Linked DNA regions of Homo sapiens: region 2 is linked to region 1. Evidence: read pairs that join two places in POLR2A ChIA-PET (ENCODE). Cell type or tissue: PC-9. All regions are shown on one strand. Each heading gives the region's core, and the rest is flanking DNA. Links, peaks and the distances in the headings are about the cores only.

Region 1 (4,392 bases), core at 219-4,218:
ATTATATATAAATATATAAAAATATAATATATATAAAATATATATAAAAATATATGATATATAATATATATAAATATATATGTATAAAATATATATTATATATTATATACTATATATTATATATAATATATAAAAAATATATATAAAATATATATATAACTTCACGGAAACTCTGAAGGAGAGGTCAAATATAATATTATATATTTTATATATATAATTTATATATATATAAAACTATATATATATATTTTTGAGAGACAGTCTTGCTGTGTTGCCCAGGCTGGAGTGCAGTGGTGTGATCTTGGCTCATTGCAACCTCTGCCTCCCAGGTTCAAGCGCTTCTCCTGCCTCAGCCTCCCAAGCAGCTGGGATTACAGGTGTGTGCCACCATGCCTGGATAATTTTTGTACTTTTAGTAGAGGCAGGGTTTCACCATGTTGGCCAGGCTGGTGTCGAACTCCTGACCTCATGATCCGCCCACCTTGACCTCCCAAAGGGCTGGGATTACAGGCATGAGCCACCGTGCCTGGCCAGGAAATTATATTTTTATGAGAAATATTCTGTTGTTTAAATTCTGGCACCTCGTTCTTTTTTTTTTTTTTTTTTTGAGACGAAGTTTCACTCTTGTCGCCCAGTCTGGAGTGCAGTGGCATGATCTCAGCTCACTGCAGCCTCTGCCTTCTAGGTTCAAGTAGTTCTCCTGGCTCAGCCTCCCGAGTAGCTGGGATTACAGGTGCCTGCCACCACGCCTGGCTAATTTTTGTATATTTAGTTGAGATGGGGGTTTCACCATGTTGGCCAGGCTGGTCTTGAACACCTGACCTCAGGTGATTTGCCCGCCTTGGCCTCCCAAAGTGCTGGGATTACAGGCGTGAGCCATGGCGCCCGGCCCTAGTTCACAAAATATATATGGCCAAACAAAACATGTCTGGGGCTAGACTTGGACAGGGGGCCCCATTGTGCAACCTCTTATATAGCAAATTAGAGTTTACCAGGAAGTTTCTGCCCTTCAGGCCCTCTGCTCTCACAGAAACTCTATGAAGGAGAGGTCATCTTGTCTATGTTTGTAAGAAGTCACATTGAGAGAAATGACATCTTAGCTCCTCTTATGTGCCAAGTAGTTTGTCTGCGTTATCTTCTTAGATTGGCTCCATCTCTCAGGTGAGGAAACAGACTTGGAAAGGTGAAGTGACTTGCCCACCTAGTTAGAAGCACATCATCTTCTGATTCCTGTCTCATTTCATTTCACCGCTTGTTTGCCCTCTCTGTGGTCTTGCCCACGGACTTGTAGTCCCTGATGTACGCCAGGCCTCTCACAGTGTGGCCCCCGGGATTCCCTTTTATGAAAAAAAGTTGAGCATGAGCTGTAAGTTAGAGTAGGTTTTAATTCTGTCCTACCACGGAGTCTGTTTTATATGAGAACAAGTTATTTAACTCCTCTGAGTGTTAATTTCCTCATTTTTTTCCTTTCTTTCTTTTTTTTTTTTTTAAAGGGCCAGTCCCCATTCTCACAGGGTGTTTGGAAGGAGTAACTGAAGGGGGGTATATAAAGCCGCTGGCAGCCAGGCATGGTGGCTCACGCCTGTAATCCCAGCACTTTGGGAGCCTGAGGCAGGCAGATTGCTTGAGTCTAGGAGTTCAAGACCAGCCTGGGCAAACATGGTGAAACCCTGTCTCTATAAAACATGCAAAAATTAGCCAGGCATAGTGGTGCATGCTTGTAATCCCAGCTACTTGGGTGGCTAAGGTGAGAGGATTACTTGAGCCAGGGAGGTTGAGACTGCAATGAGCTGTGATTGCGCCACTGCACTCCAGTTTGGGTGATGCAGTGAGATCCCATCTCTAAATAAAAAAAAAATAAATAAAGCCCCTAGCATGGTGCCTGGCACATGGTAGGCCCTCAAAAGATGACCCTCCAAAGTGGCCAGGACTCACCATGCATTCAGGGAATATGGATTCTTTTGGTGGCAGCAGGCTGCATTTTTGCCTGGCTGAATGCCTGCAAGCATGGGAACTTTTGATGCAACAGTAATCCTTGGGGTCTGAAAGGCCCCAAATCTCCCGCCAGATCTCTGAGGTTAACATCCAGTCAACCTTTTGCTTTTCATTCTTGGCCTCTTTCCTCCTCACCTCCACCAGTGTGACAGTCATATCCTCTCTATGTTTCTGGTAAGTTCTGGCCTTGAGGGCTGGTCTTATGACTGACAAGTGAAGAGCAGTGCCACCCTCTACTCCACATTCTCAGAAGCGTCTCTAGGTTCCATACTTTAAGGCAGGCTAGCTTCCAAGGCATACTGACAGACATCCCTGTGCAGTCCTGGGGGCACGAGGGTCCCATTCCACCCTGGGGCTTCAGGGTCAGGTGAGGAAGGTAGATCCCTGAAGTTGGGTCCAGAAAAGGCCACTGGGCTAGCCTGTCTCTCGTTCTGGTCACTGACCTCAGGATCCAGCAGGACGCTGCTAGCTTGCTTGGCTCAGCTCTGCGAGTGCTGGGAGCAATAAGCAGTGCTGAAAACGCGATGCATTTCAACCCAAAGCACTCTGATCCCTTTCCAGGCTTTGGGAGAATGTTTTTTCCAGCTCGGTTACTTGCTGGCATGCATAGGTCAATATACAAGGTGTTCTCAGAGAAGCCGGAGCTGAATGTTGACTTTTGTGCTCCCTGGGGTGTGTTCTGGGGAGGAAGTGGGTTTTCAGGTTGTGGTGCGTGTAGGATGTGGTCTGGGATGATTAGTATCACACACTGTGGATAAAGTTAACACGCATTGTGGAGCTTTTTTCCTCTTTTGTACTTTTGGGCGAAGGTGCCTCAAAAGCAGCTTTGTTTATCAAGGAGGTGCCCTTGATTCTGTATGCATTTTTAACATCTGAATAGAAGTTAGACGCACACATAATTGCTTTACTTGATGCAGTAAATACGTTTCAGCCAGATAATCCATAAGACCCTAGTTCAGATCCTGACTTTGATCCCTCTTAGTTGTGTGAGCTCTCACCAGTTTACTTGACCTCACTCTCTGAGCGTCAGATTCCTGAGTGTAAAATAGGTACAAAAACTCAGATTGTTGTAAGGTTTCAGTGAGTTGTTGCGTGTAAAGCATTTAGTATACAGTTCTTGTCACAATGTTTAGTAATGGCAGCTATTATCTTAACTATTAGAGCGGCAGTTTGGCGTGGCACTAATAATGATGATGGTGACAGTTTCACTGAGTGCTTACTACCTCAGCTATTCTTCCAAGTACTTTGCATCACTTAGCTCATTTAACCCTCACAATAAAGCGATAAGGTAGGTGCTGTTCTAATCTCTGTTTTACAGATGCTAAAACTCGGCAGCCAGGTGTGGTGGCTCATGCCCGTAATCCCAGCACTTTGGGAGGCCGAGGTAGGCGGATCATCTGAGGTCAGGAGTTCGAGACTAGCCTGGCCAAAATGGTGAAACCCCGTCTCTACTAAAATACAAAAGAATTAGCTGGGTGTAGTGGTGCATGCCTATAATCCCAGCTACTCAGGAGACAGAGGCAGGAGAATCGCTTGACTCCGGGAGGAGGAGGTTGCAGTGAGCCGAGATTGTGCTATAGCACTCCATTCTGGGCGACAAGAGCGAAACTCTGTCTCAAAACAAAACAAAACAAAACTCAGGCACAGAGAGGTTAAGTAACTTGCCCAAGGTAACCCAGCTCATAAATATGAAAAGAGCAGGGACTTTAGAGTCAGAAGACCTGGGTGGCACGCTTGCATGCCGTGTCCTGGTGGTGTGGCCTACCGCAGAGTGACTGACTCTGATTGCCTTCCCAACTGTAAAATGGTGCTAATGATACAGACCGCCCCCCATTGCCTGGTGTGGTGCGCGGCTGTGAGTGCTTAATAATAGGTGCTTAGGCATCATTTGCTAATTAACTGACTGTGTTAGGTTATTAGGAAGTTCCAGTGGGCTAATAAAAGCTCTGGGTAAACGTTAGTTGTTCTTTTAAATGTCCTGAGGTGCTTATGATTGGAGTTTAAACAGCACACCTGTTTTTCAGATTTCGGAACCACTTAAGAGAGGCACAGTGTAAAGAAGGTGGAGATGAGAATATCACCTTTACTCCTGATACAGTCTTGGAGAATGCAGCTTAGTTGTGGGGCAGCATTAGCTTTCTGATATGAAGCTGAGATTAGGTGGATGTACCAGGCCAGTCACGGGCAGCCTTGGGTACCCAGAGGCCTTCTCACGTGGGTCGAGGCAGGTGGTGGAGGTGGTGGCAGCGGTAGCCCCCATAATACTTCTAGGTGGAAGAACAGACCACCTGAGTGAGAGAAATCACTCCTGAGCCCTGGGGGAGAACTGTGTGGAGGGGCAGATGGGAGCCTGGAGTTTTGAGGGAAAAAAAACTTTCCTTTTGGAAGCCAGACGTA
Region 2 (4,392 bases), core at 206-4,205, 390 kb before region 1:
GCCAACATGGGCAACATTTTAATTGCCCCCAAAAGCAGAAGGACTGCATTTTATAAGCTGTCTAGAAACATTACACAAAAAAATAGAAAAACAATCTGTCAAGGTGGCAGATTGCCTCATTTTTTTCAATTATGTTTATCTGACATGTTATAGAAATTAAATACCCACATCTCTGTTACACAAGTATCACACTATAAATTTTAAGAAAATATGAGGTGGGATAATCGCTTGAGCCTGGCAGGCAGAGGTTGCAGTGAGCCAAGATCATGCCACTGCACTCCAGCCTGGGCGACAGAGCAAGACCCTGTCTCAAAAAAAAAAATTTTTTTTTAAGAAAATGAACTAAAGATAAAGGTTTGGATAACATTCATCCACTACACTGGATTTAACTGAATTCATGGTTATATGTTACAACCTAATTAGTATGTTTCAGTTCTGGGATATGGTTTTTGCTACTCATAGCCTTCCAGCAATGAATGCTAAGTGAAGAAAGAGGACAAGCTCATTCTTGATTAGTCTGTCAGGACTGAAACTCTCTTTAATTTGACTTTATTTAAGCCTATCTTTTCGCCGCTCTTCATTTTCTGTCATAATATGGTGATTGGACTATCAGTCTTGTCACTCCTAGAGGATCTTGTCTTCATGTCTTTTAAGGGCCTTGCACATAGTAGACACTAGAAGACACTGATAGGTAAATGAGAGCATCAGTGCAAGAATTCCCAAGCAACAGACTTGGGAAGACAGCAGGGACTCCATCCATTGGGAGAACCATCTACTCTATATCTAGTACACCTAACATAATCCACTGATTCTCAACCTGTGTTTTACCCAGACTCATGTGAACAACACCCTCCTGTACACATTCCCTGGGCTATTAGAAACAACAGCTTACTAGCTGTTTTGCCACCTTTTTTTTTTTTGGAGACAGAGTCTCACTCTGTCGCCCAGGCTGCAGTGGTGCGATCTCTGCTCACTGCAACCTCCACCTCCGGGTTCAAGTGATCCTCCTGCCTCAGCCTTCCAAGTAGCTGGGACTACAGGCGTGTGCCACCACACCTGGCTAATTTTTTGGTTTTTAGTAGAGACAGGGTTTCACCATGTTGGCCAGGCTGGTCTCGAACTCCTGACCTCAGGTTATCCGCCCACCTCGGCCTCCCAAAGTGCTGGGATTACAGGCATAAGCCACCGCGCCTGGCCTCACCACCTCTTTTTTCCTCCCTTTCAGGAAAAAACATGTGAGTGCAAATGAGCATGATGAATGTTATTATAGGGATAAATATGAATTCATTCAAACTTACTCTTTTTTTAAAGTTTTTATATTTTATTTATTTATTTATTTTGAGAAAGAGTCTCACTCTGTCACCCAGGCTGGAGTGCCGTGGTGCAATCTTGGTTCACTGCAAACTCTGCCTCCTGGGTTCAAGTGATTCTCCTGCCTCAGCCTCCCGAGTAGCTGGGGTTATAAGCATGCACCACTACACCCAGCTAATTTTTATATTTTTAGTTGAGACAGGGTTTGGCCATGTTGGCCAGGCTGGTCTTGAACTGGAACTCCTAACCTCAGGTGATCCACTCGCCTCAGCCTCCTAAAGTGCTTGGATTACAGGTGTGAGCCACTGCACCTGACCAAACTTACTCGTTCACTTTTTTTTTTTTTTTTAGACGGAGTCGCACTCTGTCACCCAGGCTGGAGTGCAATGGCACGATCTCAGCTCACTGCAACCTCTGCCTCCCGGGTTCAAGCGATTCTCCTGCCTCAGCCTCTCCAGTAGCTGGGATTACAGGCACACACCACCATGCCCAACTAATTTTTGTATTTTTTAATAGAGATGGGGTTTCACCATGTTGGCCAGGCTGGTCTTGAACTCCTGACCTCAAATCATCTGCCTGCCTTGGCCTCCCAAAGTGCTGGGATTACAGGCATGAGCCACTGTGCCCGGCCTAAAACTTACTCTTTTAAAAAAGCAAACAATTCACAAAACTTGGTACTGAATGGTCAGTGGTAACTGTAGCCTGAGGGTGCAAAATGCCTTAGATGTTCACCTGCGCAGAACGAATCCGAGAAGGTAAAACTGGACTGTGCATCACCGCCCTCCAAATCACATAATACATTTGAGAACTAATTAAAATTAATCACTGGCATATAAGTATATACAGTATATTAGGTGAAGTACCTGCATTCTCCCTTTATTCTTAGGCAGAATCAGGGTGGCCATTGATGGGTCCAGGGGGGTGTCTTTGTCTCTTCTATTTAAATTTGTCTAAAATAAATGAACATATCCTCACTAAATTTTCCACTTGAGCAAGTGTGATTACAGTGAATATACATTATTCATTTGTTTCTTATTCATACATGTTGATTCATTGTGATATTCCCACATAAAAGGACAGGCAAAACATAATTCAAAGAAGGAAAAACAATTCAAAGGAGGAAAAGTGACTAATTTACTGAGTACCTACGATATGCCAGGTGCTTTACCCTTTCACACTAATTCACACAACTTTAGGATGTAGATATTATTACCTCAGTATTTCAGATGCAGAAACTTAGTAACCCCAGGGTGGTCAGATGACTCACAGAATATTAAATAGTGGGGCTGAAATTTGAACTCAAGGCAGACTTCAAAATGTATGTATGCTCTTGCCACCAGCTGTGCTCTGTGGGGATTCCCCAGTATTACACAGTGAGGCCTCATTATAGTATTCTTTTTTTTTTTTTTTTAAGACGGAGTTTCACTCTTGTTGCCCAGGCTGGAGTGCAATGGCGCAATCTTGGCTCACTGCAACCTCTGCCTCCCGGGTTCAAGCGATTCTCCTGCCTCAGCCTCCCAAGTAGCTGGGATTACAGGCATGCGCCACCATGCCCTGCTAATTTTGTCTTTTTAGTAGAGACAGGGTTTTTCCATGTTGGTCAGGCTGGTCTTGAACTCCCGACCTCAGGTGATCCGCCCGCCTCGGCCTCCCAAAGTGCTGGAATTACAGGCATGAGCCACCGTGCCCAGCCTATAGTACTCTTTTTTTCTGAGACAGTATCACTCTTGTCGCCCAGGCTGGTTGCAATGGCGCAATCTTGGCTCACGGCAACCTCCACCTCTTGAGTTCAAGCGATTCTCCTGCCTCAGACTCCCCAGTAGCTGGAATTACAGGCGCCTGCCACCACGCCTGGCTAATTTTTATATTTTTAGTGGAGACAGGGTTTCACCATGTTGGCTGGGCTGGTCTTGAACCCCTGACCTCAGGTGATCCACCCACTTCAGCCTCCCAAAGTGCTGGGATTACAGGCGTGAGTCACCGTGCCTGGGCAGCACTGTTAACCATAGGGTAGTGTTTCACATGAGGAGGGCCCATTTTGCACCCTATCCCCTAAGAATCAGCTACTAACTATTGTACCAAAACTGTTTTTTTATTTTTTTGGGACAAAGTCTCACTATGTCATCTAGGGTGGAGTGCAGTGGCAGGATCACAGCTCACTGTAACCTTAAACTCCTGGACTCAAGTGATTCTCCCACCTCAGCCTCCCAAGTAGCTAGGACTACAGGGGCAGGCTACCACATCCAGCTAAGTTTTTTTTTTTTTTTAAGACGGGGTTTCGCTCTATTGCCCAGGCTGGAGTGCAGTGGCGTGATCTCGGCTCACTGCAACCTCTGCCTCCCAGGTTCAAGTGATTGTCCTGCCTCAGCCTCCCGAGTAGCTGGGACTACAGCGATGCACCACCACGCCCAGCTAATTTTTTGTATTTTTAGTAGACACGGGGTTTCACTGTGTTAGCTAGGATGGTCTCAATCTCCTGACCTCGTGATCCGCCTGCCTCAGCCTCCCAAAGTGTTGGGATTGCAGGCATGAGCCACTGTGCCCAGCCCACATCCAGCTAAGTTTTAAAGTTTTTTGTAGAGATAGGATCTTGCTATGTTGCTCAGGCTGGTCTTGACCTCCTGGCCTGAAGTGATCCTCCCACCTTTGCCTCCCAAAGTGCTGGGATTACAGGTGTGAGCTACCGTACCTGACCTCAAAACCCACCTCCCACCTTTTTTTTTTTTTTTTTTAATTTTTAGCAAGGTCTTGCTCTGTCGCCCAGGCTGGGGTGCAGTGGTAGGATCACAGCTCACTGTAGCCTTGACCTCTCGGGCTCAAGCAATCCTCCTACCTCAGCCTCCCAAGTAGCTAAGACTATAAGCATGCGCCACCATGCACAGCTCATTTTTTTTCTTCTTTTTTTTTTTTCTAAGACAGAGTCTTGCTCTGTCACCCAAGCTGGGCGCAATCTCAGCTCACTGCAACCTCTGCCTCCTAGGTTCAAGCAATTACTGTGACTCAGCTTCCTGAGTAGCTGCCACTACAGGCATACACCACCATGCCCAGCTAATTTTGCATTTTTAGTAGAGGTGGGGTTTC

Evidence for each region. ChIA-PET counts read pairs that join two places held together with the same protein. Peaks named below come from ENCODE experiments on the same cell type or tissue, not always from the same donor. Only the 100,000 strongest peaks of a DNase experiment are listed, where the experiment ranks them.
Region 2: POLR2A ChIA-PET joins it to region 1 with 5 read pairs; 1 of 35 experiments calls an interaction of 5 or more read pairs at or near these places.

What each region holds. Positions count from the first base shown.
Region 1 is chr11:48,053,343-48,057,734 of GRCh38, forward strand. All of the region lies in intron 1 of PTPRJ (protein tyrosine phosphatase receptor type J), which reads left to right. Among named protein-coding and RNA genes, the nearest start is that of MIR3161, 41 kb to the right of the region's middle. RefSeq lists an enhancer at 2,983-3,484. In PC-9, for the core only: no CTCF peak of the experiment used is centred there; DNase peaks (open chromatin) are centred at 1,839, 2,129 and 2,639; H3K4me3 peaks cover 2,490 bases; H3K27ac peaks cover 3,965 bases.
Region 2 is chr11:47,660,852-47,665,243 of GRCh38, forward strand. It overlaps AGBL2 (AGBL carboxypeptidase 2), which reads right to left. Exons shown (of 19, transcript NM_024783.4): 18 at 2,175-2,261. Among named protein-coding and RNA genes, the nearest start is that of MTCH2, 20 kb to the left of the region's middle. In PC-9, for the core only: no CTCF peak of the experiment used is centred there; a DNase peak (open chromatin) is centred at 2,570; H3K27ac peaks cover 1,691 bases.